Regions from separate parts of the Homo sapiens genome. Here region 2 is linked to region 1. The links are chromatin loops, found by intact Hi-C in ENCODE. Cell type or tissue: mammary epithelial cell. All regions are shown on one strand. Links, peaks and the distances in the headings refer to the core of each region. The heading gives the core; the rest is flanking DNA. Region 1 overlaps ROR1 (receptor tyrosine kinase like orphan receptor 1). Region 2 overlaps ROR1 (receptor tyrosine kinase like orphan receptor 1).

Region 1 (16,445 bases), core at 9,135-11,634:
AATCCTAGGATTACAGTATTTCATCAGCTGTTTAGATTTGTTAATGTGAAATGTGAAAGAAACATGTTATTGTTTTAAGGCTGGGCACAATCTGTATTTCTACTCTAGTCAGACCTTTCCCACACTTATCCCATGATGCTAAACTGTGACTGGCCGGGGTATGGAGGAAACACCACCAGCTCATCCTTAATATTTTTTTTAAAAAAAGCATTTGTGGGTTAGATGCACTTGCACATGTGAGAATGGACTGCATGTTGCAGTGGGTTTGGGGATTAAGAGATAGGCTTCAGATCCAGACAGATGGGTATTTGAATCCTAGCTGCCTCTAACCATCTACAGGATCTTTAAAAAAGTATTTAACTTTTCTGATTCTCAAGAGAGGCTGATAACAATAAAGATACCAAACTATTAGGGCTGCTTTGAGGATTACTTGAATTATACATTAAAAAATGTCCATGATGACAATAGGCCCATGCTGAGTGTGGGAAGTGGAATGTTAGGGCCTCTAGACAGAACTGAGTTCTCTAAGCTCTGAAATCAGGAAAAGGAAATCCACCAGGGAAAAAAGGGCAACTTTAGTAATGCTGGTAAACTAAATAGCTTCCCTCCCCATCTCCCACCTATCTCTAGGCCTGGGAATAAGACATCACATTGATTTTCACTGAGGAAAACCATCCCAGCCATTTGCTTATCACCAGGACAACTTATTTTTTGTTTCTTCCTCTGTGTAATCAAGAGCAAACAAAATCCAGATTCTAGTCTGTAACAATGGCCACGTGGGGTCGGAACTAATTTCCTCTTGGAAACATTGAGCTTTTGGGTCATTTCCCTGTACTCTGATGACAGCATATCCCAATATGTTTATTTGTTTATCTTTAATTGTTGCTGTATGTACACTTGACAGCAATTGAAGGTGCTTACGTACTAAGCAGAGCATCAAAGAGTTTTTTTACAATTAAGGCAGCTTAGAATCCATGGGATATTTGACATAATCCATGTTTCAATGCATCAACTAATGTTCATCCAAATCTGACTTTTGAGATCCTCTGCTTTTCTTAATAATATTTATGAACACAATTATGTTTTTTTCCCAAGGCCTGTCACATGACTCACTGTCAGTGTTCCTTGAATGAACCATGAGACACCCCAGACTTGGAATAAATGCAATTGATCTGGACATTGAGAAGACAATAGGCTTTTTCTCTTCAATATGCAGAAGACTTCTGTATTAATCTGTTCTCATGCTGCTAATAAAGACACACCCAAGACTGGGTAATTTATAAAGAAAAAGAGGTTTAATGGACTCACAGTTCCAAGTGGCTAGGGAGGTCTCATAATCATGGTGGAAGATGAAAGGCACATCTTACATGGAGGCAGGCAAGAGGGAATGAGAACCAAGTGTCTTACATGGTGGCAGGCAAAAGGGAATGAGAACCTCATAAAACCATCAGATTTCATGAGACTTATTCATTATGACGAGAACAGTATGGGGGAAACTGCCCCGACGATTCAATTATCTCCCACCAGGTCTCTGCCACAACACGTGAGAATTACGGGAGCTACAATTCAGGATGAGATTTGGGTAGGGAAACAACCAAACCGTATCATCTTCTTACATTTCCCCTGTTCCACTGTGAATAACAAACCTTTTCCTGCATTCAAAAACTTTAAGTTTTGGCCAAATTTTCACATATTCTTTCCTCACTTATGAAAAGTATAGATATAGACACAGAGATGTGTCTCAGTTATTATTAACATTTTCAGAGAAGATGAAAAAGGAGTTCAATGTGTCCTTTCCAGCCACTTTATTCCCCAGTTAATGTCCCTCAACAGAGCTTATTTACACGAACAGTTCTTAATGTACTGCTTTGAGGCCTGGCGCGGTGGCTCACCCTTATAAAGCCAGCAATTTGGGAGGCTGAGGTGGGTGTATCACTTGAGCCCAGGAGTTCAAGGCCAGCTTGGGCAACATGGCAAATCCCTGACTCTACCAAAAATACGAAAAATTAGCTGGGCATTGTGGCATGTGCCTGTAGTCCCAGCTACTGGGGAGGCTGAGGTGGGAGGATCATCTGAGCCTGGGAAGTTGAGTCTGCAGTGAGCCATGATTATGCCACTACACTCCAGCCTGAGACACAGAGTGAGACCATGTCTCAAAAAAAAAAATACTGGTTCGATTATTTTACTATTATTGTCAAATCTTGCTAAAATAATAATCATTAGCTGAGAAAATAAAATAGCATTCTGAAGGTGAAACACATTACAATTTTGTATATAATAATTTCTCACCATCTTTGGAGTAATGCTCCTAAAATACCAATAAAAGTATTATAATAATATTTAATAACAATGAAAATATATTTTTATTATTTAAAGTATAGTAAAAAAAATTCTTAAAAAAATCACTGTGTCCAGAACAAACCAGATTTGTCATTTTAAAGCCCTGCTCTGGCAGGTAGGTGATACTTTCTCAGTTCTGCAGAAAACACTGTGGAGACTGATTCTCCCACAAGAATTATATTCTGCAGTCTGTATTGCTTTCCAAGGATTTCAAAACAACCCTTCATGTCTTGAGGTATACTGTCTTTTGCATAAGAATTATTTTTATGTCATTTAATTTATGGTTTGTATGCTTCTCCTAATTGTCAGATACTAAGGGTCATATTTCTCTGGGCCTGATTTAATTATTTATGTCACTCAGGACACTTGGTTACAAATGGTGGGATCAGAACTGGAGCTAGTTTAAGCAATAAAAGGATATTTATTAGCTCGCTAGCCCCGACCCCCCCGCCCCATGCATGGGAAAAGTGGAGCTGGCTCAGGGAAGACTAGATCCAAAGAATCAGATAATGCTATTTTTCATTTCCAGATCTTTCATGGCCATGGGCATTTTCAGATTTATATTGCAATTGCACACCTAAAAAATGCAGGAGAGCAATTTTGGCAGCTCTATATTAGAAAACATTTGTGGAAGAATTAGAATTTGCCTGGTTTTGTCATCTGCCTATCCTTGGACCAGTCTCTGTGGCAAGAATGTGAAGCACTGTGGTTGGCACCTGGTAAGACTCTAATAGTTACTCCTCAAAAGTAAGAAGAGCTATTCTGGACATACATAGCAATAATATCCATGATCCCTTTATGAGAAGGTGTATAATTATAGATCTTCCTTTTTGGATTATTCTATAGATTGTCTCATGCTCAATAGTACTGAAAAGCAATAATTGGTGTCAAATTCTTTTGAGCAAAGAGACTGAACTAAAATGTGCCCACAGGAAAAAGATCATGAATTTTAACTTTGGCATACAAATTTTAAGCCTTGTTATCTCAAAACCACAACTGGCAGAAATGTAGCTTGGTGTGTGTCACTCTTCCAGCAATCCCCAACGAAAGCAGGAGCCTTGCATCAAATAAACACAAGCATCCACAGGCCACCCAGTGTACTGGCCTTTCTCTGATGGTACTCACCAGTTGAGTCATTATCTACATAGAGAAACCCAGCAAAAGCCTAGTTATACATGTAACTCATTTGTTATCCAAATCTTCACATTCAGAAATTATCAGTTCCTTGTCGACAGACTGACTGATGAAAGTTCCAAAAGGATTAGGATTCATTTTCTTTAAAATTTTTTTGGTTTTCATTTTCAAAAACTCTTGTCATGCTGCAGGGCTCCCCTCCCTACATTTTTGTTTCTTTTTGCCCAGACCTTGGAAACTGTCTGCAGTTTCAGGGAGCACTGCTTTATATTAACACTACTGCTTATCACAAGACAATAATAAATACACTTCTGTGTAGATTGAAGAATGTAAATGAAGATTAAGCCCACATTACTTAAAGTGGAAACTATGCCATCAAAACAGAAATAAATGGTTCAGCTCCACCTAGTTACCAGGGTCCCTGGTGGCTCCAGTGTGGTTCTGATTTTCAGCAACTGGGCCATGCTCTGGCCTTGGTCTGCCATCTTTTCTCAGAATGAATGCCAACCGCATTGGCAGAACACAATCGCCATCCATTGTGTTCGTACTTACGTTTTGTATAAGCCAGTTATTACAAACAGGTGTGAACCTTCCACTACCCTCCTCATGCTAGTCAATCTCTGATTTGTCACCTTTCTAGGAACACAGGGATTCCTTTGAAAATTATTCTATTGAAAAAAGATAGCATTTTAAGAAGACCACAAAATAGAGGGTGGGGCAGGAGCCAAGATGCCACATGAATTTTACTATGAAGGTCTGAGTGATTGGAGTGACTGGATGAATCAATGGCTGGTATTAAATTCACCTTATGTATCATGTATATCATATCATAGGGTCTTTTGATATTCTCTATATGTTTCAGGTGGGCAAAGATTCCCTCACTGCTCAGGCTCAAGTACATGGTATACAGAAATTGGGCTTTTGAATTCAGCCACTGGCAGAATCCTAGCTTTTCTTCTTACTGACTCTAAGAACTCGGGCAAGTTTCTCAGCCCTCATAAGCCACAATTTCCTCAACTGTAAAATGGGTCTTATAGTTGGGTGGTGTCAGCACTAATGAGACAATATAAACATAACATTTGACAAAGCTCAATAACAGAAGCTGCAATAGCTAAGCTCTAAATAAAACCCCAAATGATCTTAAGATCACAGTAATAAAGATGTTCTACAGGAGAAAAAAAGCACTTATTTAATGGGTTGTGCTGGGTAGACTGTGAAAAAGAGAAATATTAGACAACAGCCCTGCCTTCACCAGGCTCATCATCTAGCTGGGGGAGCCAAAGGTAACACACCATACTCAAAGGTAATGTGCAATACTCAACAGCAAAATAAAATATCAAATTACAGATGCTGACTGTGCATGTGAAAGTAGGTTAGAAGAGAGGATGGTTATTGGAAGTTAGACTAGTGCTTCCTAAACTATAGGCCTTGTGATGGCAGGAACATTGTCAGTTGTGTCCAGGGCTCTATCCTCAACAACTAGACCAGCACCCGGCTCTTAGTGCATGGCCAATAACTATCTATTGAGTAAATGGATGAACAAATGAATTATTTGAATAACTAGTTGAAAAGACCTGGACTTGGAATATAAAGACGGGTTTGAACCTCTGCTTCATAGCTCTGTCGCCATAGATAACTTTCTTAACTTCTCTGAACCTCAGTTGCTTTGTCTGTAAAATGGTTGTATCATCCTTGCCCACTCCATTAGGTTGTCATACAAATAGACAACACATTTTGTGTGAAAGGAACTGATCCACAGCAGGCATTTGAAAAATGGCAGTAAAAATGCAGTTGTTAGGTGGAACTGGAAGCTTTAGAATGGGTAGAAATTTGGACAGGTGGAAAGGAGCAATTTTAAGACTGCATTCACCCATATGTCCCTTAACTTGGGTTCCAAGACTAATAACGGCATCCAGGGAATAAGGGATGGATGGCTGTTTTTCTTTCCCGCCATGATAACCAACGGCACATGCCCCGTTGCTGTTAACAAGATCAGTAAACTTGCCACATTCAGAAATCGACAATTAACCCCTTTTACAACACTTAAAGTCACAGGCCTTTCTGTTTTATATGGCCAAGCAGGCTGCTGAGCACATGGTTTTTATTATTGCCCTCCCCCAACTTAAAAAAAAACTAATAATAATTTAGCACCTTATAGAACCTGTCCCTTTCTTAATGATTTTGCAGGGAAGCTCTGTGCACTGCAGCTGTCTTTGCAAGGGCCACCTCCAGGTCTGCCCTCCTTGCTGCTTGGGGAAACTATATTATCTTTAGTCCTGCTTACCTTTCTAAATGTTTTATGGTTTACAGCTGTGGTGAAAAGCATTTTGGGGTCGGCAGAGATTTATTCCCCTTTTTAATGTTTTTACTAGGCTGAATAAACACATTCTCAAAGAATGAAACCTCTGGCCATGTTGGGAATATGGAAAGCTGGGCAACACTCTGTAATGGCAGCTCTCTTGTGACTGACACTTGCTTATAACAACGAATGCCATTGTTGGCTCTGCATGGGACTGTGGTCAGAAGCCCCTCAGTGGGTTCCATAGCACCCAACGCACGAGCCACTCTGTCACAATCCTACCTAAAACCACCTTCCTCTTTGCAGGATCCCATTAACACCTGTAGGAAAACGCTGCCTTTTAATGACTCTGGAAAGTCTGGAAGGTTGAGAATGCATAATTGATGCTATTGCTTTGGCACTTTTACATCCAGCATGTGCTCATTTAAATATTTTTGGCAAATGAGTTCAGATAAAGTGAGTCTTTCTCCCAAATTCAAACCAACCCTTAATTTTTATGAGGTTTGTAAAACTTCAGCAAAATGATTTCTTAAAAAGGAAAAAGAAAATTATTTCCTTAAGCATGCTCACTCCGTTGATTTTGGCCAAGACTGCTTGTAGAATTACTAGTATGCTATGAGAAAGATTATTCATAAAATTATTTGAAACTGGATGGAATCAGAAAGTATTATAAATCTCTTCTCATGACATTCCTGCAAACTCTGCCAGGGCTGGAATAAAACAGGCCTGGAAGCCAACAGCTAGCACACACCTGCACAGCCCACTGCAGGGCAAAAGCTGGCCTGTCGCGTTGACCTTCTCAAGGCATCCCCAAATTATACTTCAAAGTCAGCAGAATAAAGAGCTTTGTCTGTTGAAGGAGTTTGGGGGGTAATTAACAGGCATAAGTCATACTTGCAGACATAGACATATCAACTGGCAGCTTTGAAGAAACTGATGTGGCCAGCTCATTCCTTTCCAGTTTCAGTGCATTTCTCTTCACAAGACCAGGATGAGTCCTCTCCATAAAGAGCCACTTCTGGCTAAGACTAATGAGAAATGCCATGGATTTTGTCATTCAGCTCCTTTCAGGCTACTGCCCTTTGATCTGCTCTAACTGTAGAGTTGCATACCCAAGATAGCACAAGGTTGAATATATTATATTAATGAAACAATAATTTCAATGGGAAAAATACTTAAGAGCTTACAGACTTGCAGTAATCGTGATTTTTTCTGTAGAATATCAATAATAAAGTTTCCTTGATAGCTGTAAGTGTTGAGAGACCTGGACAGAGTTATAACGCCTAAAGACCACTGTACAAATCCAGTCTTTGAGTATCCAGAACGTTTGCTTCAGAGAGCATTTCTTCTCCAGTCAACCTAGTTCTGACATAGAGCATTGTGGTTCTTGGATATTTTTATCATCTTTATCACCCATTGTTATGATAAAGTACAGTGCCATTCAAACAAAGCAAATAAGTAGCTATATACTAGTTCCTTTTCTATGATTGTTGATAATTACAAAAGTGGACTGCGTAAAGCCAGTTTGTTTCTCTGAACACTTGAGTTATAGTTGAACTAGGAAAATTCAAGATGTAAGAGAAATGCCAGGACCTTATTAGTTCTTTCTTACCAATTAGAGTCACAGTCCTTTGGACCAGTACTTGACAGAGATCCAACTTCATGCATTTAAGGCAAGATTTTCCTTTGCCCCATCACATTTCTTAAGGAATAACAGTATGCTCACCAGCCATTCCTGATCATCTCCACTCTCTTTACACATTTTCCCCATCTCATTCTCTTATTCTTAGAGGTTGGTCTTGTTACTTTTGTACCAGGAACACATTCTAAGCGTGAGGTTCTTCACTCTCACCCCTTATATCTCTGTCATTTCTGCCATCTTCTTGTTGCCACGTTCCAGAAAAGAGGTTTCTCTCTTCCGTTTAAAATCTAACCCCTCCCTCTGGCCTCAGTAGCTTTTCTCTTCCCACTGCTTTCAGCATTTTAATTCTACAATGGTTGTTTTTTTTTTTTTCTCTCTCTCTCTCTAGCACCTTTAAAGCCCTCTTCTGGAAATGGTTAGGTGTTCCTAAAACACACACACTCAATCTTGGAAATTATTACTCTAATTAGCTCAATTTCCCTCCTCTCATTCATGGACAAACATTTTCAATGTGAGGTCTACTGTCATTACCTCCAGCTATTTCCCACTATGTTTCTTTTTCATTCCTGTAAACTTGGCACCTATTCTCATTCTTTCCCTGAAATAATCACTTGATGGCCAGCCAGCCACACTGTCAGTCTCTAAATACAAGACCTCAGTCCCTACTCAGATTTTCTTTGATGACATCTGCGCTGATTATCACCTGTTCCTAAAAAGCTCTCTCTCTATTTCATGTTCTATGATCCTACACTTCCCAGAGTTTCCTTCTACTTTTTCAATAACTTCCCCCCACCATCCTGAATTCTCTTCCCAATTACAAGACTAACTGTACTCTTTCCCAATTATGACTGTAACATAAGATTCAAACCTTGTCCTCCACTCCTCCCTCTAATTATGCTATTAGGGAGACTCTTGAGATTCAGTTATCCCTCAATCCTGATTGCTTTCAAGAACTGTACTATTTTCCTTCCACAATAATTTCTTTTGGATATGTAACCATCACTTGTGTTGGTTCTGGTCCTCTGGAAAGCAGATACCAAGATGGAATTCAAAGTGCAAGAGATTTACTGGGGGCAGTGTTTGTGGAAGAGAAAGAGGGAGAGAGAGAAGAGCAGGCAGGGAGAGCATTCAGACCATGATACAGACTTGATATCTGAGAAAGAAGAGTGGGAAGAAGGGAGATTGAATGGGAAGAGCTTAAACCAAGGTCAGCCCTCAGAATCTGGGTCAGCCTAGTGGGGAGCCCACGTGCAAGGACTGCCTACTTACTAGAGGAGGCTCGCATGGGCAGAGAGGATCAGCTCTAATGCTGCTTCTAAGCTTAGTCATGGCTGAGAGCTGCCTGGGCAGAGGGTGACCTCAGCTTGCATGGTATGGCCGATCCCCAAGGGGCTGCAGCTGGGGACTTTCAGATAACTGCACTTCTTAGAGCAGTTATTTTCTTGAAGAGAGATCTCAAACCCAACTCATACAAGACTAAGCCTAACCTCTTCCCCACTCCTACCATATATGCATCTCTTTCAACTATCCCATTGCTTTCCTTGATATCAGCATTCTTCCATATTCCAAACTAGAGAGGTTTAAGTAATATTTGGCTTTTCCATTACCCTCATCTTGTACATGTAATTTACAACCCTTAATTTATTTTAAAATGCCTATCAGCTTTATCATTCCCTTGCATGTCCCAACGCCACCATGGTAATCCATATAGGTTATTATCTCATATGGATTACTGCCACGAACTTATTCCCTTCTCTGGCTTGTCTTCCTCATCCATTCCCTAAATGTCAGTATTTCCCAGGGTTCAAGCCTTGGCTCTCATCTCTTCTCACTCTACAGGCTCATCCTAGGTGATCTTATCCAGTAATCAATCTCTACTAAAACATCTATGACTCCAAAATTTTATCTCTGGCCCCAGTTCTGTCTACAGCTGTAAATCAGTGTTTCTCAATCTTGAGAGTTATATGCTCTGCTTTTAAAGGGAAAAGAATTATTGTATACCTCAGCTTTATTTTTATTAAAAACGTTATAAACATACTAACATAAAACAAAGTATAAACTCTTGGTAATAGTTTGGTTTCCCTCCAGACTTTTTTCTATACATATTTTATAGAATTGAGATCATACTATAAGCATATAAATGTGTGTTTGTGTATGTGTGTGGGGGGTGTTATATTTTGCCGCTTTTTTTTTTTTTTTGACAGTGTCTCGCGCTGTCACCTAGGCTGGAGTGCAACGGTGCAATCATGGCTCACTGCAGCCTCGATCTCCCAGGCTCAAGCAATCCCCCCATCTCAACCTGCTGAGTAGCTGGCACCACAGGCATGGGCCACCAAACCTGGCTAATTTTTTTATTTTTTGTAGAGTCTCCCTATGTTGCTCAGGCTGGTCTCGAACTCCTGAGCCCAAGCAATCCTCCCACCTCAGCCTCCTAAAGTGCTGGGATTATAGGTGTGAGCCACCAAGCCCGGCCTGCTTCTTATTCTTGACATTAGAGCACAAGCATTTTTCACAGCCAATGAAACTCTTCATGTATATTATTTTTTCATGGGTACATAATGTTCCATTCTATAAATGTGTCATATTTAATCTATTTCACAATATGTCTAACATTAAATAATGAAGCAATAAGTAACTTTGTACATAAAATTATGTCCGTATTTGAGAGTACTTTTTCAATACAGGTTCCCAGAAATTGGAAGGTCGATGTCTTCATTTCAGAGATAAGAAAACCTAGGTTCTAAGAGTTTGAATGATTTCCCTATGACTGCTCAGCCTGAAAAACATAAGGGATGAGAAGGGAAATCTCAGCCTTGGGCTATTTCTGTTGGAGCAGGCTATCAATGCTGAGTCATGAAGTGTAGTAAGGGAGGCTTTCCTAGGATTCTTCAGGGGTAGGGGATCTTAGAGCTACAAAGGCCTAATTTATGATCTGGCTAACTGAAAACTTCAGCCTAATTTGGGACACAGAGGTGTAGGTACATGTTAGCATGTGCTGTGTGGGGATTCTCAGAGGGTCATAAGAGTAACCTAGTCAGGTACCATTTTCTCAGTCTGTATTTGTGCCAAAGTCACAGTTGCTTTCATACCACCGTCTTGGTCTTATCCTGGCTTGGAAAGGCTACAGGGGCCCTTCATGGCTGAGCTCTACTGTCCAATCTTTTAAAGACAGTGTGAGCTCCTACTCAAAAGCAAATGAAGGGCACCATGTGGCTGTATCTGTAGCTTGTCCTCCATCCGTACTCTTGGCCCAGAGTTGCTGCCATTGGGAAATGTCTGATGTTTTTTCTCTGCAAGCTGTGGCATCTCTGCCTTTATCCAGGGAGGGATGTGTTTCTTGTTTGGACCCTAACCAAAAGTGACTTTTCTGGTCAAAGGGAGTTTAAAATGTCCTTCTTATTGCTACAGCATGAAGAACGGGATGGGTGGGGGTAGAGTTCACAGAGACAGAGTATTCAACCACACAACAGTTCTTAAATTAGAAAATAAAAGTAGGCATCTGGGGTTTTACAGAGTGTATTGGTGGCAGCTGATTTAGAAGGAAGACTTAAAAACAGACCATGGTCTCTTAACCTCAGCACTATTGTCATTTTGGGCTGGCTGATTCTTTGTTGAGAGCGGCTGTCCTGTGCGCTGTAGGGCTTTGAGCAGCATCCCTGCCTTCTACCCACCAGATGCCAGCAGCATCCCTCTCCAGTCATGACAATCAAAAATATCTCTAGATATTGTCAAATGCCCTCTGAGGGTCAAAATCACCCTCAGTTGAGAACCACTGAAATAGTCTCATAGGTTCCAAAAAAGAAAGCAACCAATCCCAAATGCAGGGGGCAAATGAAAAGAAAGGTACAGGGCATGAAAGATGCGCAAACATCTTTCATGATGAGAAGAGGACTCCAAATCAGGTAAGAACAGAGGCTCCTCCTTTAGTCATCCCAGCTAAGGGTCCTCTCCAGATCCACAATGAGAAGGGATGGGCATTCTGCCTTAATTATAGAAAGAAGCCCTCTCCATAGTAAGTATTATATACACATCATGCCTGTTAACTCAATAATACCATGTGTATTTTTCTCAAACTAGAGCATGGCTTCTGCTAATCTTAACAAAAATCCTCCTGGAATAAAAAAAAAAATCAAGATTGTTTCCACAGTTCTTAAACTGCATAAATCTTACTGAAAATTCCAATCAAGGCCAGATACGGTGGCTCATGCTTATAATCCCAGCACTTTGGGAGGCCGAGGAGGGCAGATCACTTGAGGTCAGGAGTTCAAGACCAGCCTGGCCAACATGGTGAAACCCCGTTTCTACTAAAAATATAAAAACTAGCTGGGCGTGGTTGCAGGTGCCTGTAATCCCAGCTAATCCCAGCTACTTGGAAGGCTGAGGTGGGAGAATTGCTTGAACCTGGGAGGTGGAGGTTGCAGTGAGCCGAGACTGCGCCACTGTACTCCAGCCTGGCAACAAAGCGAGACTCTGTCTCCAAAAAAGAAAAAAAAAAAATCCCAATCAAGATTCTCTTGCTCAGACAGTGGGACAACCTGCAAGAATGCCAAAATTGGCTGCTATCTATTTCAATGCTCCATATATTAAGTATCTATGATATGTTAGTATTAAAAAAGATAGAAGAAGCCATCTAATTAAGCATACCAAATTTCCAGCACAACATCCTTGGCAGATGATTGAAATCCTTCAAGAGGCAGATTATTCCATTGCTGGATAGTGCTACTTACTTACACATTTTAATGTTTTTAATGTACACTTACTTACATGTTTTAATGTTTAATGTTTGGGGGTAGAGAATCTGTCTCCTAGGAATGACCACTTGTTGGACCTCGTTCTGTCTCCTGAAGCTGCATGGAATAGGTCCATGCCCTCATTCAGATGTCTGAACCTGAAATCACCTATTAAGTCTTCCCTTCATTACCTTTCGCCACTCTAATCAACGATTCTCAGCACACTCAACTATTTTCACATGCCATCCATCACCTTTCTCTCTAGCAGTCATTTTCCTCCTCCTCCTTTGAACACTCCTTCCTCGAAATCAAGAGTTTGTGTTATCAGCACCTCATCATCGTACTCAACAATGACTCCAAACTTTTACTCCTTTCACCAAGGCCTCTATAATACTCTGTCACCTCTCACTCTCCTTGTTGGACTTGCCTTTAACCTCAGAGACATCAGGCGTCATGCAGGTACAACTCTTAAGATCGTATCTTTTCCTTCTGCCCCCTCTTACCTGTGTTCTGCCTCCCAACACCTATTCTTAGAATGTGTCTATGTCTTTGGTTCTCTTCTTATCTTTCTTCCAATCAGAGGAGGGTGAGGTCCTGTCTCCACTAGTCACTCTCTGTCCGGCATTTTTAGTTTCTCCCTCTCATTGTTCCCTTCTCATAGCCTACCCTAGGAATAGGCTCTGCATCTCAAAAGTGAACCAACAAACGTGGCCATCCCTCCTTCTAACTGAAGCACTATCCTACCGAGTCTCCTTCCTCGACATCTTAGCTCTGCTTACAGTCTTCCACATTTGAAGCTTCATCCCACTTAGTTCTCACTTCACTGCAATCACTATTCTCACACGAGGCCCTGCATATTCCCTTTGCTCCACACATACCAAAGATCTGCAGTTCTCCAAACAGATCATTTTTGTTTCCTGTGCCCGCAATGATCTCCCCTGCTTGTCTAGTTGGCAAACTCCTATTCTTTTTCCAAGACCCTCACATGCCATTTTCTTTGCATGGCCTTTCCCAGAGAGATAGGAAGAGAATCAAACTACTATTATAGCTGTGTTTTAAGAATTAAATGAGATAATACACACTAAGTGCTTAGCACAGTGAGTGGCACACAGCAAATGCTTGATCAACTGTAGCAATGGTTATTATTGGCCCCTTATGTAGACTGTTTCTGCTTCTCCAGGTTTTTGTTATAGTGTCCAGATATTATGTTCTATTTGTCTTAGCAGGTGACAGTTTATTTGCCAGTACACCAGAGAGTTAAGGGCAGGGACATCATCTTTTCACCTCCATGTCCCTCACATTGAGCATCACATTGAGCACATAGTAGGAACTCAATTAATAGCTGATGAATGAGCAAATGACTGCATCAACATAAGGCAATGATTGTGTATTGTAATTAGCAAGGACATGCTGGTTCTACGCTGATGGCTCTGGCCTTTTCAGCAGTGATATCACATTTAAAACCTCTGACTTATCTTCATGAAATTAGAAATGGTTTAGAATGCCAAAGGCAGACAGAATGTTCCCTGAGGCTGCCTCCCCAGTGGGGAGAACCACCGTGCTGGATCTTGGGGTCTTGAGTGAACCCTTGGCTGGGCTTGGTGCTGTCTGTCCTTTGTGGGCCAGGGTTGCCCCGAGCAGCCAGCCTCTTTGAGTTCAGCTGTGGGCCAGACGCTAAAGGTGGAACAAAAGCGGCATTGATGCCCCACTCACAAAGCAGGCCCTTGGGCAAGGATCAGAGGACGTGCCTGCTTCTCTCTTCCCAGACACAGAGCTCAGCTCCACCTCTGCCTTCAGGGCCTGGGGTAAAGTCAGCCACTGAGGTTCAGGTGGAAAGGATACGTGAGGGTGTGAAAGCCCTCAAAAGAACGTTGCTTGGTAGTTAAGAAATGGAGATGAATCAGTGGACATTTCATTCTGATGACAGAGTTGAACATTGTTTTAAGTATCCAATGGAGTGATCAGAGCCAAAGAGCCATGCTCCAACCTTTTTATCAAAGAACCTTTAAAAACCTTACATCTCCCTGCCCTCAAGAACATATACTTGAAATGTTTTTTGTCTCATATATAAATTTGCAGTTTCTATGGGAAAATTATTTATCTATTGAACCATACTATGTGCCAGATACTTTGCCTCCGTACTATGTGCTTTGCATATTGTGTCTTTTTCCCCTATAACAGCCATATGAGGAGGGTATATTTTTTCTATATGAGGAAACTGAGGCTCAGGTAGTTTAAATACCTTATTTTAGACCAAACATCTTATAAATACCTGTATTAGTTAATCAGTTTTCCAACGTCACACAGCTTTTAAAATAATCTCAATTAACTAATAGCTAAGTAAAAAAGTAACTGTTCCTCTTACCATTATTAATATAAAAAATACTGCTGTAAGATATGTTAACCAAAATTTGTTAAAATTAGCATATAAATATATCAAAATATAATTGCCAAGGAAAGCTTATAACTTGCATGATAATAAATTTTATTTTTACTTAATTGATGTTATTCGAGACAGAAACAAAGAAATGTGTTACTCTGGTTATCCTGTGCTGCTGTTTAAAAACAGTAAGACATTTGAAATATGGTAAATAGTCTGTGGACTTCCACTACACCACACTATGAGGTCTGACACTTCCAGAATTGTACCACTATTTGTAAACTGGTTTTTAATGCACTGCACAAATGGCTGCATGCCAATTTTGTTCTTGGTGGCATTCTCTAAATTGAGGCAAGTTTCTTTCTATCAGGAAGGCATGCAGAGGTCTTTCCTTTGACCTGGATGCTTATCTGGAGAAAACACAATTTTAGGATTTCCTCAAGCTGTTTGTATAATCCCTGAAGGTGCAGATCATAAAGATTTCAAAGGCATTGTAGGACCTGAAGAAGAAATGAAAAGGTCACCTTTGCCCTTAGCTTTGTGTGTCCATCCACCAGGGAATCTATGGGCAAGGCTTACTGGTGACTCCAGGTGTGTACAGAAGGGTCCAATTTCAAAGTACTTGGGGAACTCTTGCTCTAAGACCCAAATAAGAGGTTGGGGCTTTGATTTGCAACAGAAAGACAGCCTCAAATTGTTTTGCAGATTCCTTGCTACTCCAAGAAATAAGATTCAGTGAGATCAGGAGAATAACCTCCAGCTAAAAGGTAGTGGGATTCTTCTTCCTCTGTCAGCAAGAAGGGTAGGAGAACTGAGCTGACAGGAAGACCCACAGTAACACCTCTTGATAGGTGAGGCACAGAATATCACACTGGAGGAAACCCACTGCTGGAAAAGTGACAATCATACTTTCCTGTGGTCACTTATCAAGCCAGCATAATCTGCAATTTGTCAAAGGCCTTTCCTGACTTGGGTGTCATTCATTCTCACCACATTCTGAAAAGGTGTGGGCAGAACCATAATTTGAACTCAAAGAGATGGTGCACTGAAACGTGAACTCTTAGAGCCATTAAGCGTAAAGGTGTGGAGTGTAGCATTACTTATACATGTTTTTAAAAGATGAAGCAAGAGCAAGTTGATACACTTAAAGTGATTTTAGGAGAACATATACATTAGGAATGAGGGACAGGGAGATCTTGTTACTTATAAAGATGCCTGAGATACAGTGTTAAGTGAAAAAATAAGGATGCAACTGCATATACACGGTTATTGCAATCACAGGGAAAATGTATAGGACAGTGACTGGAGGCATTCATAGGAGCTAACATTGATGGTGTATTATGTGTCAGATGCTCCATACAGCATGAATTATCACTCTTAAACCTTGCCAAAAACAAAACAAAAAACCCCTATGAAGAAGCTTCTAGAAACATCGTATAAGGACAGATGAGGAAACTAAGGCTGAGAGAAGATAAAGTAACTTGCCCCAGATCACACTGTGGTGATCTGGTGGGCCTAAAAGCAGATAATCTTAACCCCCTCTATATTAGAAAAACATGGTTCTGTTGTGGTTAGTGAAGTTATATGTACATTTTTTTTACTCTATTCTCTAGATGTTCTGAAGTGTAATTTTATTAAATTTAAAACATTTTAGGGTGTGTATTAAGAAATTAGAACTTGAATATTCAGATTATGTATTCAGCTCTCATTGGACAGTAAATGTCTGATAAGCTTATTGTTTGATCAAGCACAGGAATGACAAGGTTACCCCAAATCGGATTCAGCCAACATTTTTAAAGCACTGGCTATTGGGAGGATTAAATGAGATAAGGTATGTCAGGAGCTTAGCACAGTGCCTCGGGAACACTAATAAGCACTCAACAGATATTATCTACTATTATTATCATGTGCCAGGTACTA
Region 2 (16,445 bases), core at 4,965-7,464, 52 kb before region 1:
GTGGCTGGAATACTTTCTACTCCATCTTCTGAAAATGAGGCAACTCACTTGGAAGTTCTCAAAGAGCACAGTACAATTGTTCCAATGTGTATCATCGAATATTAGTGGTTCCTTAGCTTAATCTCTTACTAGTAGGGTAAGATGCACAAAAAGCGCACCAGCCTACCTTTGAATACCGCTATTGACAAGGAGCTTACACCTCACAAGGAAACCTAGGAGGTTGCTGATACATTATTTCCCCAAGTATGTTGCTCAGAACATTAATCATGTGAAATAGAATAGTGCTTGAGAAACAAGCCAACAAGTTTGGGAAACGCTGGGATAAACAAAGGTAAATGAATTTAAAAAAAAACTTTCCACCAGGCTGATACCCATTAGAAATCTCCAAGAGAGGATTTTTATAAATAGGTTACCAATTATTTACATCAAAACTTCCACTTTTTTTTTTTTTTTTTTTTTTTTTTTGAGACAGTCTCACTCTGTCGCCCAGGCTGGAGTGCAGGGTTACGCTCTCAGCTCAGTGCAACTTCTGCCTTCCAGTTTCAAGGGATTCTCATGCCTCAGCCTCCCACATAGCTGGGACTACAGGCATGTGCCACCACACCCAGCTGATATTTGTATTGTTTTTTAGTAGAGATGTGGTTTTGCTATGTAGGCCGGGCTGGTCTCGAACTCCTGGCCTCAAGTGATCTGCCCACCTCAGCTTCCCAAAGTGCTGGGATTACAGGAGTGAGCCACTGTGCCTGGCCCAAAATGTCTACTTGCTTTTGTGGATATTCAGTTAAAAGTACATTAAGGCATTCTTACATTAGGTTGAAATGGGTGTTTAACAGCTCCTCCCTGTCAGTCTTACTGCTCTTTGAAATTTCAGAATTCTCTTCCTGTTGAAATGAGGGCTTCAGAAAATGGCAACTACCTATTCCTACAGTTGCTTCTTTTGGTTGGTTAAAAAGTCCTCCAGGAGGCTGATGCAGGAGAATGGCATGAACCTAGGAAGCAGAGCTTGCAGTGAGCCGAGATCGCGCCACTGCATTCCAGCCTGGGTGACAGAGCGAGACTCCATCTCAAAAAAAAAAAAAAAAAGTCCTCCTCCCTCTTCCCCCCAGCCTCCTCTCAGTTCCTTCACATTCCTCATAGCACATAGCTTCCACATAGCTTCTGGGCCTTTTGCTGTTCTATGTTTCTGCCTTGGGTTTGTTCTTACCTCTCCTAGACCCTAGGGTTGCCAGATAAAGAAAAAGACAACGGTTACATTTTAATTTCAGATAAATATTTATGACATACTTATACTAAAAAATTATTCGTTGTTTATCTGAAATTCAAATGTTACTGGGTATCCTGAATTTTTATTTGCTAGATATGGCAACCTCATTAGAATGTCATGAAGACAATGTGAATGGATTGCAAAGGATACGTGACACAGAGGCATCATAACTACACTAATGGAAGGGGACAAAGCTGCTGTAACCACCAGAACGATGCGTGCAAAATCCTATGAGGCAGCCTATGCTACTTTAACTCATGTGTGCTAGTAAGTGCTTCGCTATTAGATTTCTATCAAAAGGATACTTTCAATTAAGAAAAATGAAGAGTGAAATATTGAAAGCTAGAGCAAGAAGAGACCAATGGTCATCTTGCTTCATCACTCATTTCACAGATGAAGAAGGGGACTTTTTGGGAAAGTAAGCGATTTCCCCAAAGTTCACTGTCATAATAGTTCTGGGATGAGTGTCCAGAACTCTAAACTCTAAATTCATCCCCTCTCAGTCGACATCATGTTGCTTCTAAACAGTAAGCTCTGTGAGGGCAGAGACGTACCTGGCTTATTTACACACCATCACCTCTCCCATTCAGATTCAGTTCCTGGTACGGTGAAAGCACTTAATAATATTTATTGAGTGTTTGAATGAATGTGAGATTTCACAAAGCTTCCTTTTCCTCTAAGAGCAACCTTCAATAAATTACTTTAATGTAAATTCCAGAGCACAGAGATCATGTCTCATGCTTTTTTATGGTCCTGCTCCCAACCTCCATGCTGAGCTTAATCCTTTGTCAAGAGAGGAGCTCAATAAAACTTTTGGCGAGAAAAATAGTTATTCAAGGGACAAATATAATTTCATTGGTGCTACCTACCTGTGATCTGATTTTCTATTTCCCCTTGCATGTGCAAAGACTCCATATAGACGGTGCGGTTGCCAATAAATCTTGCACATGCAATCCCTCTGTATGGCTGACAGAATCCATCTTCTTCATACTCATCTCTGAAAGAAAGCATAGACAGACATTAGCTGATGCACCACATACATACAGGGCACAGCAAGCTCTGACTGCGCGATACCCTAAATAGTCACTAGGGGGCACAGTTGGGCACAATATACAAAAGACTGGGCTAAGGAATTGGGCTTTTGCTCAGTTCTTAAAACATCTGTTGGTCACATTGGTCAAGTTTCCTACACCCCCAGAAAGTCATCCTGAAGCACAAAATCATCCTTAAATATGGGAGAAAATGCTTTTATTTTCGCAGCTGGTGGTGGGCTGGAAGATGATGTAGTTATAGGAGTAAAGAGGAAATGAGTTGGAAATCTGGGCACATGTTCTACAGTTTTTTGTTTTTTAAGCACAGATTATTTCTGCTTCATTTGCTACAAAGGCGTGGGCGAACAGATCCACTCCAACTGACACGTCAATTAGGGGGATCCATGGGGTGAGAAGCTGGGTGCAGCTGGAAAGAAACCCGAGGGTAGCCCAGTTAGGTGACTCTTCACTGCTGAACCTCCATTATCTCTACCCTGCCCAAAGAGGACCAGGGCAAACCATAGTCTGGAGAGTTTGAATTGAGTCACTAAATCCAAGGAAATCTAGAGAAAATGTCCATGGAAAGTTTGCTTTCATGCTTCTCTACAATTTAAAAAAATAGTCTTATTAAAATTTTGCGGCCTCAAAATTATAAGACTTTTTTTATAAGGAGGGGTAATAGATTTCATCTTGAAGACAGAGGGACACCAGAAATGACATGATTCATGTGCCAGGTAAAAGGACTGGAGATCTAAGGCTGGAGATGAAGACCCAAGATGGCAGGCTCAACCTGAAAGGGCAGAGGCTACCATCTCCCACGAGGGCCTACGATGAGCACAAGATCCCTCGAGTGCAGAACATCCAGCTGTTTCTCAAAGGCAGACCATAGCCAAACCAAAGTCTGCCTGCCACGTGTATAAGTTGACTTCAACCCTGGATGCTCCTCCTCAATATATCATCTCAAAAAAAAAAAAAAAAATACACCGTTTTTCCCCTTTGGTTTCTTCTAAGTAAAAATCCCTCAGAGCAAAGTCAGGAGAACAAAATTCTCTTCCTGAGTTTAACATTTGGGCATCCTTAGGCAAGCTGTCTGAGCCCTCTGAGCCACAATTTTCTCATCTACAAGTTGGACACAGTAACTGACTTCTCTGCCCTACATGGGAAAGTCATTATGATCCCATCAGATAATGTAAAAGCTTTTTTAAATTGTAGAGATAATATATGGCTATTCTTAAAGTATTTACAATGACCAAAGGGACATTTATTTAAAAGACAGTTATTTACTAAGCTCCCACATCGTAAGAGGCACTGCGGTTAGTGCTGTGGTGCTCACTTCCCAGCTTGAAGGTCTAGCGTAGGAGTCTAGAAAGTCAAAGTATAGGAGCAAACCAAGTGGAAAAATCACCTGATAGGACACTAATTTTCTGCTTCTCTCTACTCCCATTCATTAAAAGAATCATTTTAAAGGTGAAAGTGGGGGAAGTATCTTCAGTTTAGTACTGAAAATAGTTTGTGTTGCAAAGCTCTTAAAAACTTAACCTTTAAATACACATACAAATGAATATATCATATACCTGACATAAAGACATTGAAATTTTACTGTTGCACAATCCTGCAAGCACTCCACATGTTTACTTTCATAAATCCTAGAGTAATGCTGAAGCCTTTTTGGCTTAAATTTTACTTGGGTTGTAAAATTAACCCAACTTTTATTGGGTAACTAATACCATAAACCTATGGGGAGAAAGAAGGTTCTTGATGACCCACACTTGGATCTTGGAAACCTAAGTACAGAGACCAGAATACACCCCCATGCCACCCCCCTGCTATTACAGATGATGCTTTTCTATCCCTAGGCATTAGCAGAGCCCTGGATTTTTAAGGTGTCATTATGAGAACACTTCTTTCTCCCCCACATTAAACTCTCAAGGCTTCAATTTATATCTCTTGGGAGGACAAAACCCTGGAATTACCCCCAGATATAAATCCCCAACCTACTGGGAGTTCCCATATTTTATGTGTGAGGCTTAGGCTAAACTTCTTACCACCTTTCCAGTTCAAGACTCTTAAAAAGACTCTTTGAATACTTTTTTTCAGAATAAAATGGAATGCAATTCCTTGGCTGCACATTTCTTATCAAAGGCTTAGAACTGCAGGTGTATTAAATTTTTGACTATTCCCAGAATTCCTACTATCCTGTTCAGTCTCCTGGGAGACAGATTTTTTAAAAAAGAACACAAAAAAACCCCAAAACCAGTATGTACTGTTATCTGCTGGGGAGTGGTTCTGTCTTGGCTCCTTATGAGAATCGCCTTGGCAGCACACTGGGAGGCCGAGACGGGTGGATCATCTGAGGTCAGGAGTTCAAGACCAGCCTAGTCAACATGGTGAAACCCCATCTCTACTAAAAATACAAAAATTAGTTGGGTGTGGTGGCAGGTGCCTGTAATCCCAGCTAGTCAGGGGGCTGAGGTAGGAGAATCACTTGAACCCAGGAGGTGGAGGTTGCAGTGAGCCAAGATCATGCCACTTCACTCCAGCCTGGGTGACAGAGTGAGACTCCATCTCAAAAAAAAAAAAAAAAAAGAATGAAAGAATCTCCTTGAGAAGCTTTAGGAAATACGAATGCCCAGGCCCCACCTTAGACCTATTAAATCATAGTCTCTGGGGATGAGGCTTAGGTATCTATGCTTAAAGAAACCTATCAGGTGATTTGAATGTGGTTGAGAACCACAACACTGAAAAAAACCAAACATGTATTAAGTGTCTGCTGCTCTGGGCTGGGTACTGTGTTAGGTGCTTTCTTCAAAGCAGCCCCTGATGAGCTATTATCCTTATTTTACGAGAGAGAAACTCAAATTCAGAGAAGTTAAGTAACTTGCTCAAATTCACAAAGTCAGTCTGTGGTGGAGCTAGGATTTAAACTGAAACTCAAGATGAGGCCACTATCCCATGTTGTTAGATCTGTAACTATGTTCTGCGTTTCAATACTACTCTTAGTTAAATCAGCCTACTCGAGAAAGAGACCTTATAACGAGTCTTGATTCTGTATCAGATACTGCTAAGTTTTATATACTTACAAAACAGATACTAAGTCATTTTATCCCAACAACAATCTTATAAAAAAAGGTAAAGATGTAATTATTCCTGTTCTACAGATGAGAAAAGTGAGACTCAGAAAGCATAGAGAACTTATCCAAAGTTACGCAGCAAGTAGAAGAGCTAGATTTGCTCTAAATAGTGTTTCTAACCACACTCTATAACTTCTTTCCAAGTGGCTTGGCAATGGAGTTTTTGCACTGCTTAGAGGGGCTTTCTGCTGTGGAGAAGCTTTGGTGCATTCTGGGTGGTAAAAGGTTTTCTTTTAAACATAAAGTCAAAAACACATTTCTTTCTTTTCCATTTTTCCCCACTGGCTTTGGCTGGAGGGGAACAAATGCTCCTCCAGCATTAATCAGCTTTATGCTTTTTTCCAGCTCACACTTCTTTCATCATTGATGTCTTCCTGCCTTACTCCATGCTCAGCAAATTAAAAACATGAAGCAAGTGGCAAGGTAGCAAAAGTGCAAGGGCACTTGCAGTGAGCGTGCCCAAGGCTGCATTCAATGGAGAAGAAAAGTGCATTGTGAAAGGGCAAATGGAATTTGGCCATTCATCACAGTGGCTGGCACCAGCGTGCGCCGCTGCCTCACCATGATGTCAAGGTGCAGGGGTGCTTTGTGATGGGAGCTCATGTTTCTCATAAAGGTAATTGAGTTACCATGTTGCCAGCCTCTACAACCTGCCATATTCTCTGCCATGGGATTGGGAAACGCAAATGTGGTCTGTAATCCACCTCCAGGGTCTCCTCCTTCTCCAGGGCAAGGAGCTTATGAAGGATATTTGAAGAGTGCTAAGAGGGATCGTGGAACAGTGCGGCAGCAAAAGGAGTGCCCATCTAGGAACCACTGCAGAGCAAGGAAAGGAAATGCTGTTCTGCAGAGACTTCATAATCTAGTTCTTGCCAGTTTTTCCAGCTTCCTTCCCTGCCAGACAAGCCTACAAGCCTGATGGTATTAGTCATGTGGATGATCTTGCTAGTCTCAAACCACAGGATGCACTTCGATGCGGACATGGCTTGACCCATGCTCATCCTTAGGGCTGGCATGCCCTCCACCCCCTCGTTCTCCTTGTGAATGTTCTCATCTTTCAGACCCAAATGCCCCTACCTTCCCTGGAAAGTTAGTCACTCACTAACCCCACCCATTCCCAGTACTTTCATCAAACCATTCCACAGATTTCCAGTTTCATATACTATTTTATCTGTTTAGCGCCCACCTTACCACTGACAGGCCAATAGAACTAGAAGAGATGAGGAGACTATCCCAGGGTAGCCCACCAAAGTGGACCCTTCTCCATACCAGGAGTATCCTCTAATTGGAAGCGATTTTCTTCCTCATCAGAATATACAGGGCATGGGCAGACATAGCTGAACCGATCGGTACTGACAAATTTGGTCCTAAAATATTCTTTTTGGGGATAATTTCAGTTAAAATGCCTATCTCTCTCTCTTTTTTTTTTTTTTTTTTTTTTTTGAGATGGAGTCTCGCTCCCATTGCGCAGGCTGGAGTGCAGTGGCGCGATCTCAGCTCACTGAAACCTCCACCTCCTGGGTTCAAGCGATTCTCCTTCCTCAGCCTCCTGAGTAGCTGGGATTAGAGGCGTGTGCTACCATGCCTGGCTAATTTTTGTATTTTTAGTAGAGACAGGGTTTCACCATGTTGGCCAGGCTGGTCTTGAACTCCTGACCTCAGATGATCCACCTGCCTTGGCTTCCCAAAGTGCTAGGATTACAGGTGTGAGCCACCACGCCGGGTCTCCTACCTCTTCTTAATGAGAAGAGAATGGATGCAGAGGGACTTTCCTGACTGTAAAATCTCACTTAAACCAAAGAATTGAAAACAGGTACTCAAACACACACTTGTACACAAATGTGCAGAGCAGCACTATTCACAATAGTCCAAAGGTGGGAACAACTCAGGTGTTCATCAACAGATGAATGGATAGACAAAAGGTGGTAGATACATACAATAGACTATATTATTCAGCCATGAAAAATGAATGAGGTACTGAAACAGGTTACGATGTGGGAGAGCCTCAAAAACATGCTAAGTGAAATAAGCTGAACAAAAAGGGCACATATTGTATGATCCCATTTATATGAAATATTTAAAATAGGTAAGTCTTTAGAGAAAAGCAGATCGGTGGTTGCTAGGGGCTGGGGACAGGGAGGAATAAGAAGTAACTGCTTAGCGGGCAAGGAATTTTATTTTGGGATGATGAAAATGTTTTGGAAGTAGACAGATGTGGCGGTTATACAACATTATGAATATACTAACTACTATTGACTTATTCATTTTAATATGGTTAATTCTGGCTGGGTGCAGTGGCTCATGCCTATAATCCCCGCACTTTAGGAGATCAAGGTTGGGAGGATTGCTTGAGGCCTGGAGTTCAAGACCAGCCCGGACAACATAGTGAGACTCTGTGTCTACAAAATTAAAAATGAAAAAATTAGCAGGGCATGGTGGCACACACATGTAGTCCTATCTATTCAGGGGGCTGAGGCAGGAGGATTGCTTGAGTCCAGGAGTTTGAGGCTGTAGTTAGCCATGATCACATCACTGCACTCCAGCCTGGGTGACAGAGCAAGACCATCTCTTTAAAACATAACGATAACAAAATAAATAATAAAATAAAATGGTGAACTCTATGTTATGTGAATTCCACCTTAATTAAAAAAAAAATATCATTTACACAAGGGCCAAGGTAGAGGGACCTTGGGAGAGGGCCAATGGTTGCAAATTCAGGCCTCAAGGTGGGGGAGGTCGTGGGGGTAGCTTTGTAAGTCACTTCCAAGCAGACTAAACTGATATAAGCATGAGCAGTTTACTCAGTATCAGCAGGTTCTTTTGTTCTGATTCTCATGGCTCTTCAAATGGAATGCCGGGGACAGTGACTTGGCAATCCCACAGCATGGCAGCCTCATAGGGACAGAGAGCAGTGAAATAAATAGCCCAACACCTCTGACCTCTGAATTTATCCCCCCAGCCCCTTTCATACACCCTGTTTTGAGCCATGGAGAGGAAATCACATCAAGATGGCTGCCCCTAAAACCCTTGAAGGAAAGTCATCACACAGCTCAAAGAGATGGACGGTCCATAGGTTTGCTCAGTGAGCAGTTTATTAAAGTGGGAGTTATTTTCTGTCATATGGATAGCAATTTCTCTTTACCCAAGCAAACACAACTTACTAATGCTTTCCCAAAAGACCATCATGGCCATGAATAAATGGAAAACATCCCTTTTTAAAACTTGTGAATCGGGCCACCTATTAGCAGATCTGGTTAAAAGCATGGCCACATAATGGCTCTAGTAACCTCGAGCTGAGTGTGAAGCTTCCCACTTCAGAGGCAGCGTTCTTCTCCCTTGGGAGGGGCAAACAGATCTCTCAAGGTAAAATTAGCCCTGGCTTTTAATAAAAATGGGGCTACATTATAAAATTAAGGATCCAAGTAAAAGATGCAGAATTATTCCAATGTAGACAGAAGATCAGAGACATAGAAACTTTAAGAACAGATTATAATTGGAGGTGGTCTGAAAAGTTACCTCCTATTCCAACCTACCTCCTTCCTCTTCTGGAGGAGACTTCAAGCCTGGAAGCAACCTTAGTTAACTGCTAACCAGGAGGAGGGGGCATCACTTAAATCTTATCAGCCCTAGCTGCACACACCTTGAAATGATGGCCCTGGGAGAGGGAGCATCTCTGGACAGGTATAGGCAGAGACAAGGAAAGGGATGGCTGGGGAGGGTGAGGATCCAGGAAGGGGAGCTGTCGGGAGCACCAAAAGCAGACTTCACCTCAGGCTGGCTGTGGTCAAGAGATTACAGGTTAAATATGTGATCCTGAAGTTATCTCACAAACTCTGCTTTCTAAAGACCGGTCTGAAAGTGAGCATCAAAAAGTACATGTTAACATACTTGACCTTTAAGGTCAGTTTTGAAAGGGAGCCAATCAAGGCATGTCAACCCAGAGGGCCAACGACTCACAGAGAAGCCTTAAATCTATAGGGTTGAGAATTCAGCTAACCCTTACATCCCTTTTTCTTTTATTGGAATGCCTTTGTAAGCATAAGCAATTTTGAGGTGACTGTGTCGAATATCACATGCTGGTTCCCACATCTGGTCAGTGACAATTTGGTTAACATTTATTCGCTTAGCTAAAGAGTCCCTCGACCTGTTTCATACCACCTTTTTTTCTTTAAAAAATTAAATCAAAATTTTGAAGTTTTTTTCCCTTGGCTATTAAAACAAACAGATGAATAACGTTCTGTCATAGTTTCCAGAGCAGCACGGAAGAGTTACTTGTGTCCAACTCAGAAAAGGGAAGGTATTGGCTTTGCTTCATAGTGATGTTTGGAAACACAAGGGTTTGCATTTCACTTGGAACAGGAGCAGAATTACCCAGGCTTGTATCTCACAAACGTAATTTGAGGGAAAATTATGTGTGTAATATATTTTATTCCTATTTAAACACACATTTGAAATGATAGGACTGCACTAGTACAGTATTTGCAAGAATACAGAAGACTGCTAATCAAAAGAATGAGTGATTTTTTACTGTCTTCAATTTACTGAGGTTTTCATGATAGGGCGGCCTTGCACCTCTAAGAATGCTTTGGTTGTTTTTACTTTTCCTCTGTTAAGGGCCTGCTTTGCCCCCAAGGTTAGGCTGAAGCTGGAAATGCATAGGTGACACTTGGAGTCCCCGAGTTCAGCGCCCCCAAGTTCTTATTAGAGACCCCTTGGATGTGCTTTGAAAGTTCTCCAAATATCAGGCATTCAAACCACCCCCTAAAATTGCCTATTAAGAATAATGGGACTTTAGAATAATATGAAATTCACACATACCAATCTAGGCAGATTTTCTACCACAAGTGTTACTGGAATTGCTTTGATTTTTTTTTTCTTTCCTTTTATGCCTTTGGGCATGGATTGAAAAAGAGAAGGTTTGTGGAAAGAGTGGTAAATGGAATTCAGGGACATCTTAGAAGGGTTTTAATTTCATCTTACTACTCAGAAGTGGGGTGAAACCCAATCCCCAATTCTTGCTTTTCTGTCTCATCTCAGCTTTGTTTCCCATTCCTTCTGCTGATGGTGGTTAAAAAAAGACTACTGGCCTCCGTAAAAAGCAATGGTGAGTTTAATGCCTCTCTGTACCCTCAACTCCAGCACCCACCCAAAGGCAATACAGAGATGCCCATGTCACAGGTAGAATCTTACAAATTTTTATAATGGCAGAAGCAGCAATTCACATTAAAATAATGATTAATTTGTAATGCACAGATTTGTCCTGTTCCTCCTCTGTTTCAATCTTCCTAAAGGCTTCCCTTGTCATGCTAAGTAAAACTGGCATCTTTACAATATCCTTACATCATCTTCTCCTGCCTCACCTTGCCTCTCTGACCTCATGCCCTGCCACTTCCCCCCGACACTTACTTGATTATTACCTCTTGTGTTAATATTTAGTCTCATCAGGCATACTCTGTATTGATATATTCAATTGTTTATTGTTTATAAACAAACTTCATGGGACTAGGAACTTTGCTTTGGTCACTACTATGTCCCTAATGGCCAGAATAGTGCCTATTCAGTGTCAAGTTGTTGATACTTAATAAATAAACGTTCAATAAGTGAATTAAATCTCTCCCACTTTTTATTTTAATTTCTGTGTGGTGGCATCCTCTAGCAATCTGAAATGTGTAGTCAATCTCTCTACTTCCCCACCCCAGCCACCCAACCTCTCCATGCATTTTTCTTTATTTTTTGAGACAGGATCTCACTCTGTCACCTAGGCTGGAGTGCGGTGGTGAGACCACAGCTCACTGCAGCCTCAAACTTCCAGGCTTAAGTGATTCTCCTGCCTTAGCCTCCTGAGTAGCTGTAACTACAGGCTTGTGCCACCATGCTTGGCTAGTTTTTTTACTTTTTTTTTTTTTTTTTTTGTAGAGACAGGGTCTTGCTATGTTGCCCAGGCTGGTCTTGAACTCCTGGACTCAAGCAATCCTCCCACCTTGATCTCCCTAAGTGCTGAGATTACAGGCATGAGCCACCATACCTGGCCTCCCCATGCATTTAGTTTTGCTAAATGGAAGAAATAATGAGAAGAGGAAGAGGGGCAGCTTCTAAGAGTAGCAACCTTGAAAACTAAATTTGCTTCCAAAGGAATTCTTGAATTTGACCACTTTCTTCCCTCATGGCTCAGGTCCCACCACCTGTCAGCTGCCCCTCACTGAGAGCCCTGCCTCCAACCTTCCACTCTTCCAATCCATCCTCCAAAGGCTGCAAAAGGCCATCTAAGGTGGAAATCTGTGTGATTGCTGAGGCTGATGTTCTTCACAAGCCATCTGGCCGTTCTTGGGTCCACAGTAAGTGAATACTTGTTATTAGAATGCCTGTATGAGATTGGAAGCTCACGAGCATCTCAGCTAATTTGGTTTTCAAGTTAAGATGGTTTATTCTTTTTCTCCTCTTCATTTCTTCTTCCTACCATTATGCCCTATTGAGATTTTATTCTATGCTCAACAGTATTCTAGGCCTCGAGGTAGACATCAAAAAAATTACCTTTGAATTTCAGCATGGATATAATTTGTGATCATACATGTTTATGAAAATACTACATTGCCCCAAACCAGAAGCAACCAAGAGAGAGGAGACAGAGAAAGAGACAGACACACACAGCGGAAAGACAAAGAGAGAAAGAGGAGAGAGAGACAGAGAGAGAGAGAGACAGAGAGAGAGAGAGACAGAGAGAGGAGACAGAGAAAGAGACAGACACACACAGAGGAAAGAGAAAGAGGAGAGAGACAGAGAGAGACAGAGAAAGAGAGAGAGATGAAAGCTTACTATACGCCTACCTTGTACCAGGAACCCCTCAAGGTAGGTAGCATTATCTCCATTTTATAGTTGAAGAATTAGGTCCAGAGATTAAGTCTCTTTCCCAAAAGCTTAGGTCTTGCTCCAAATTTCTTGCAGTGTCCATTATAAGAAATATATAATAAAGCCAAGAGCTTTGAAATGTGTACATATATGATTTAGTGAAAAAGAGACAACACAAAACAGTATTTGCACAAATAACACCGCCATGTAAAGTGTGGAAGGAGTTTAGATGGAAACAGTTCGATTTTATTGGATTATTCATCCTCAAAATTGCCCAAGTGCTTAACAGTGATACAATAGTTAGGTTAAAATATTGAGGAAACAAACTTGAAAAAAGGTGCTAGGTTTTGTTCTACACTGCCTAGACTCAGCAGAAGGGAGAGAATTTGTAAGCAATGGCTGAAGAAGGATTTTTAGAGGAGAAGAAGAGGGTGGAAGATGTGGGAGGTACCTAAAGCCAGAAAGATAATGAACAGAAAAAGATCCCTCCCAGGCAGCCTGGCTGGATTCAAGGTCCCTCCATCCAACAAGGACTGTTCTCACTTCCTAGATATGGCCAGGAAAAATGCCAGCCAAGTACATTTCAAGTTTCTCTAGGGCATTCCCTAACTGAAGCATGATGCTGGGACTGAACTTGGCATTGCTGAGTGGAAAAGTCACCGGACTGGAAATGAGAAGACCAGGGTCTTGGTCCCACTTTGGCTGCCAACAAGGTTATTTCCATACAACCTTGGATAGGTCACTTACCTTCTTTGTCCTCACTTACTCCATTTGTATAATATGGAAGTTGAACTGTATAATATGTTCTTTCCAATTCTAACCTTTTATGGTTACTCTAGTGTAAGCTCTCAAAATATCCCACCAAGATGGCTGCAGGAGTCTCCTAACTGGTCTCTCTACCTCCATTCTTGGCCTGTAAATTGATCTTTCCTGTTGCCATAGAATGATGAGCTAATAGGTAGATTGCATTATCTCTTTCTCACAAATGTTCAGTGACTCTCTATTGTATAAAGTCCACTGGCAACAGTCCTAGCACATTAACAGCAATCACAAGGTCCCTATATAACTGCCCCATGGACATCTTCAGCCCAGTCTCCTGCATTGCCCCTCTTGGTTCTCAGGTCCTGGTATTAAAGAACAGCTTATAGTTTCTGAACATATCACACTGGCACTGATGTTTGTGCCTTGGCTATTTCCCTTCCAGGAAATCCATTCTCATTTTTCTTCACCTGGCTCTCTGTCCCTCATCCTTCCAGTTTCGGTTCAGTCTTATCTCCTTTAAGATGCTTTCCTGAAACTTTCAGATTAGTTCATGAGAAAATATGTTCTCTCTAGCATCCTTCACTGTATAATTATTATTTGTTGAGAAGTCTGTTCCTCTACCAGGCAGAATGTTCCAGAAATACAGCAACTGTTCTTACTTTTCCATGTAGTAGTAATGCAACCCCAGTCTCACTCCCAGCAGAGTCTAGTACATATAACTTGGTTTGTAGAAGGCACCAAATAAATGTTTATAAAAGCGCACTCTATGTTTCTCTGCTATGGCTACACAGACCTCCTACAGATTCCAACACCTTCAGCCTTTAGCAAGCCCTCATTTGAATACAATCCCAAAGGTGGAACAAGGCAAGTTCCATCCCTATTTCTTAAGTGCACTAGGCGAACTCCCCATAAGCCCTGCAACTTTAGTCTTTTAGTTTCGGGGCTGGCGGGTCCAAGGCAGGCTCATGGCTCCCCACCTCTCCCACTGATTAACCAGAAATGAAAAGGCTTCACAATCCCTGGGCCCAGGTTGCTGTTATGTGGGGCTCGTAGTACGGAATCGTATCTGACTCCATGAGAGTATTTGAAGCTTTACTAAACACCCCTAACCTATCAACTCCCAGCTTTGTAGTCATTTCCAGTTGGAATGTTTTTAGACTGCAAAAAGACAGGTTTGTGAAAAGACATAAACATCTTTGGTGAGAGGTGACATACGTTTTCTCCTAGTGAAAGCAAGACACTCCTGTAGATTCTGCAGTTTTTGGATACTGCACAAAATACATCTCTTAGGCAATTAATCTCCTGGCAGGCTTTGAGTGAAGCAATTACCCCATGTTTTTCTTTGTCATTGTTCGAAAGTTTAACAGTGCATCTATCTACTTTATTTGAGTCTGGAAAGCCAAAGCCCGCCTTAAAACCTCTACAGCAAACATACGTAAAAACGTTTAGTGTTCACACATTTGATTAATATATTGACAAATTTTTTCATTAGAACATTAAACCCTTCACTTTATTCATCTTAAATGCTTTCCAGGAGAGTGACTTCCCCCATTAGAATGACTCCTAGTAACTCAATACAAACTTTGCAAGCAAGAGACCATGGAACATGGTAGTCTATTGTGCTCACATTCTGTGGTGAGGCAGCTGTAACTGGTTATGAACCAGTGCTGGAAATAGTATTTGGAGCTTTCTTGGCAGATTTCTTACATCGTTATTCAATATGAACTGCAAATCATATGCTCATAGTTATGAAAATGTCAGAAACTCCTAGTGTTCATGCTTTGTTTGACAAAGCTATTTTCGAGTAGTGTTGGAAGGCAGAGGCATCCAGCACTTGGGATGCAGAAGGAAAGAACCCCTTCCCACCCCTGGCAGTTTTTGAGAAGTTGGTAATTTGCTCCTATATGACAAGAGCTCAACTCTGAACTGATGGACGTACGTTTCACATAGTCTTGATTAGTCCAGGATGTGTGTCAGGGCTACTAGAGGTCTGGAAGGAAATGCAAGAAACTTGTGCACTTCTTGCTCAGTTTGGTCAAATGAGCTTCAGACCAGGGTCAGCAAACTATTTGACTCTGAATCCTAGGGGCAGCTGAGCAATGCTCCCCATGGAAGGAGCAGGAAAAAACCGGGCCTAGAAGGAAAGGAGAGAATAGACAGTGAAGAAAAGAAAAAGGGGCAGATGGAGACAGAGAGGGAAGGAGAAAGGGAAGAAGGGAGAAAAAGAAAGGCAAAGCTTGAGATCAGTCTAATATCTAACAATAATACAATAAATGTGCATGATTTAATTTATAATTTAAATTTAGACTTTCATCACATTCTTATAAGATACCCCAGGGCATTCTCATTCCACCCTTTTAAAAATAATACTTGTTGTGGTAATTTTGAAGAATAGAAGCACAAAGAAGGGAATTAAAATCATCTACATCCACAAACCACAGATAATTAAGGTTAATATGTAGCATATATTCTGTACACATACATATAAACACACAAATTATTTTTGCAAATTGGAATTATACTAGACATAGTTTTTTCTTTTTAATGTAATATGTATTTTCCACATTATGAAGTATTCTTCTAAAATATTACTTTTAGTGACCACAATTACACAGTTACCATTATATTCAACTTATCATTATTTATAAAAATGTTGAGATAAACATCCTTGTAGATAGATCCTTATATACTGCTATGATTATTTTTCTAGGCTCAAAACAATAAGTGGAATTATTTTGGGGTAAAAGGTATGCACATTTTCAGGGTTTTTACATGAATTTATAAATATCTTTTAAGAAAACTGTTATGACTTATATTTCTACCATCAATGGGGAAGAGTATCTATTTTTCTGCACTCAATGCCTACAAGTGCCTGTTAAAGTACCTGCTAGGTAAAATCACTTTAAGATCATACCTCGTTTTTTATCCTTAGTAAAGTTAAACATCTTTTTCATATGTTCACCTTTGTAAAACTTTTGTACTAGTTATTACATGAACTGTTTGTACATTTTTAGCACTTTTTCTGTCCATTCTATGTTTATATTAGTATTCTTTATTAGATGAAAACACTGAGGTTTTATGAGATTAACCAACTTTCCCAAGATCACACAGCTAGTTAAGTGGCAAAAATGGGATTCAAATTTGGGTTTTCTAAGTTGGCTTCATGTCATGCCAGGCACAGTGTTCTTTTCTAAATTCCAAGAATAATGATGTCCTTAAATCCAACATGTCAAAGACAAATCCACTAAATGCCAAAATGAATAAAACCCCGGGAACTTACAATAGTATAACAAGACATAGTGTCCCTCCATGAGGATCAAACATTGTTTTGGTCTTTGATTATACTCACCAAACTATGCTTGGAATATTTGCAGAGACATAGAGGTAGCCTATTAACCAGTTCTATAATGT

Evidence for each region. Hi-C counts contacts between places; a loop is a spot of excess contacts. Peaks named below come from ENCODE experiments on the same cell type or tissue, not always from the same donor. Only the 100,000 strongest peaks of a DNase experiment are listed, where the experiment ranks them.
Region 2: it touches region 1 in a loop (2.6-fold over the local background); 4 of 110 quality-filtered maps call a loop at or near these places.

Annotation. Positions count from the first base shown.
Region 1 is chr1:64,074,938-64,091,382 of GRCh38, reverse strand. The region is part of intron 4 of ROR1 (receptor tyrosine kinase like orphan receptor 1); the gene reads right to left. Among named protein-coding and RNA genes, the nearest start is that of ROR1-AS1, 29 kb to the left of the region's middle. In mammary epithelial cell, for the core only: no CTCF peak of the experiment used is centred there; a DNase peak (open chromatin) is centred at 10,232; H3K27ac peaks cover 1,733 bases.
Region 2 is chr1:64,123,185-64,139,629 of GRCh38, reverse strand. ROR1 (receptor tyrosine kinase like orphan receptor 1) reads right to left here. Exons shown (of 9, transcript NM_005012.4): 5 at 2,134-2,261. Among named protein-coding and RNA genes, the nearest start is that of ROR1-AS1, 19 kb to the right of the region's middle. In mammary epithelial cell, for the core only: no CTCF peak of the experiment used is centred there; a DNase peak (open chromatin) is centred at 6,409; H3K27ac peaks cover 1,819 bases.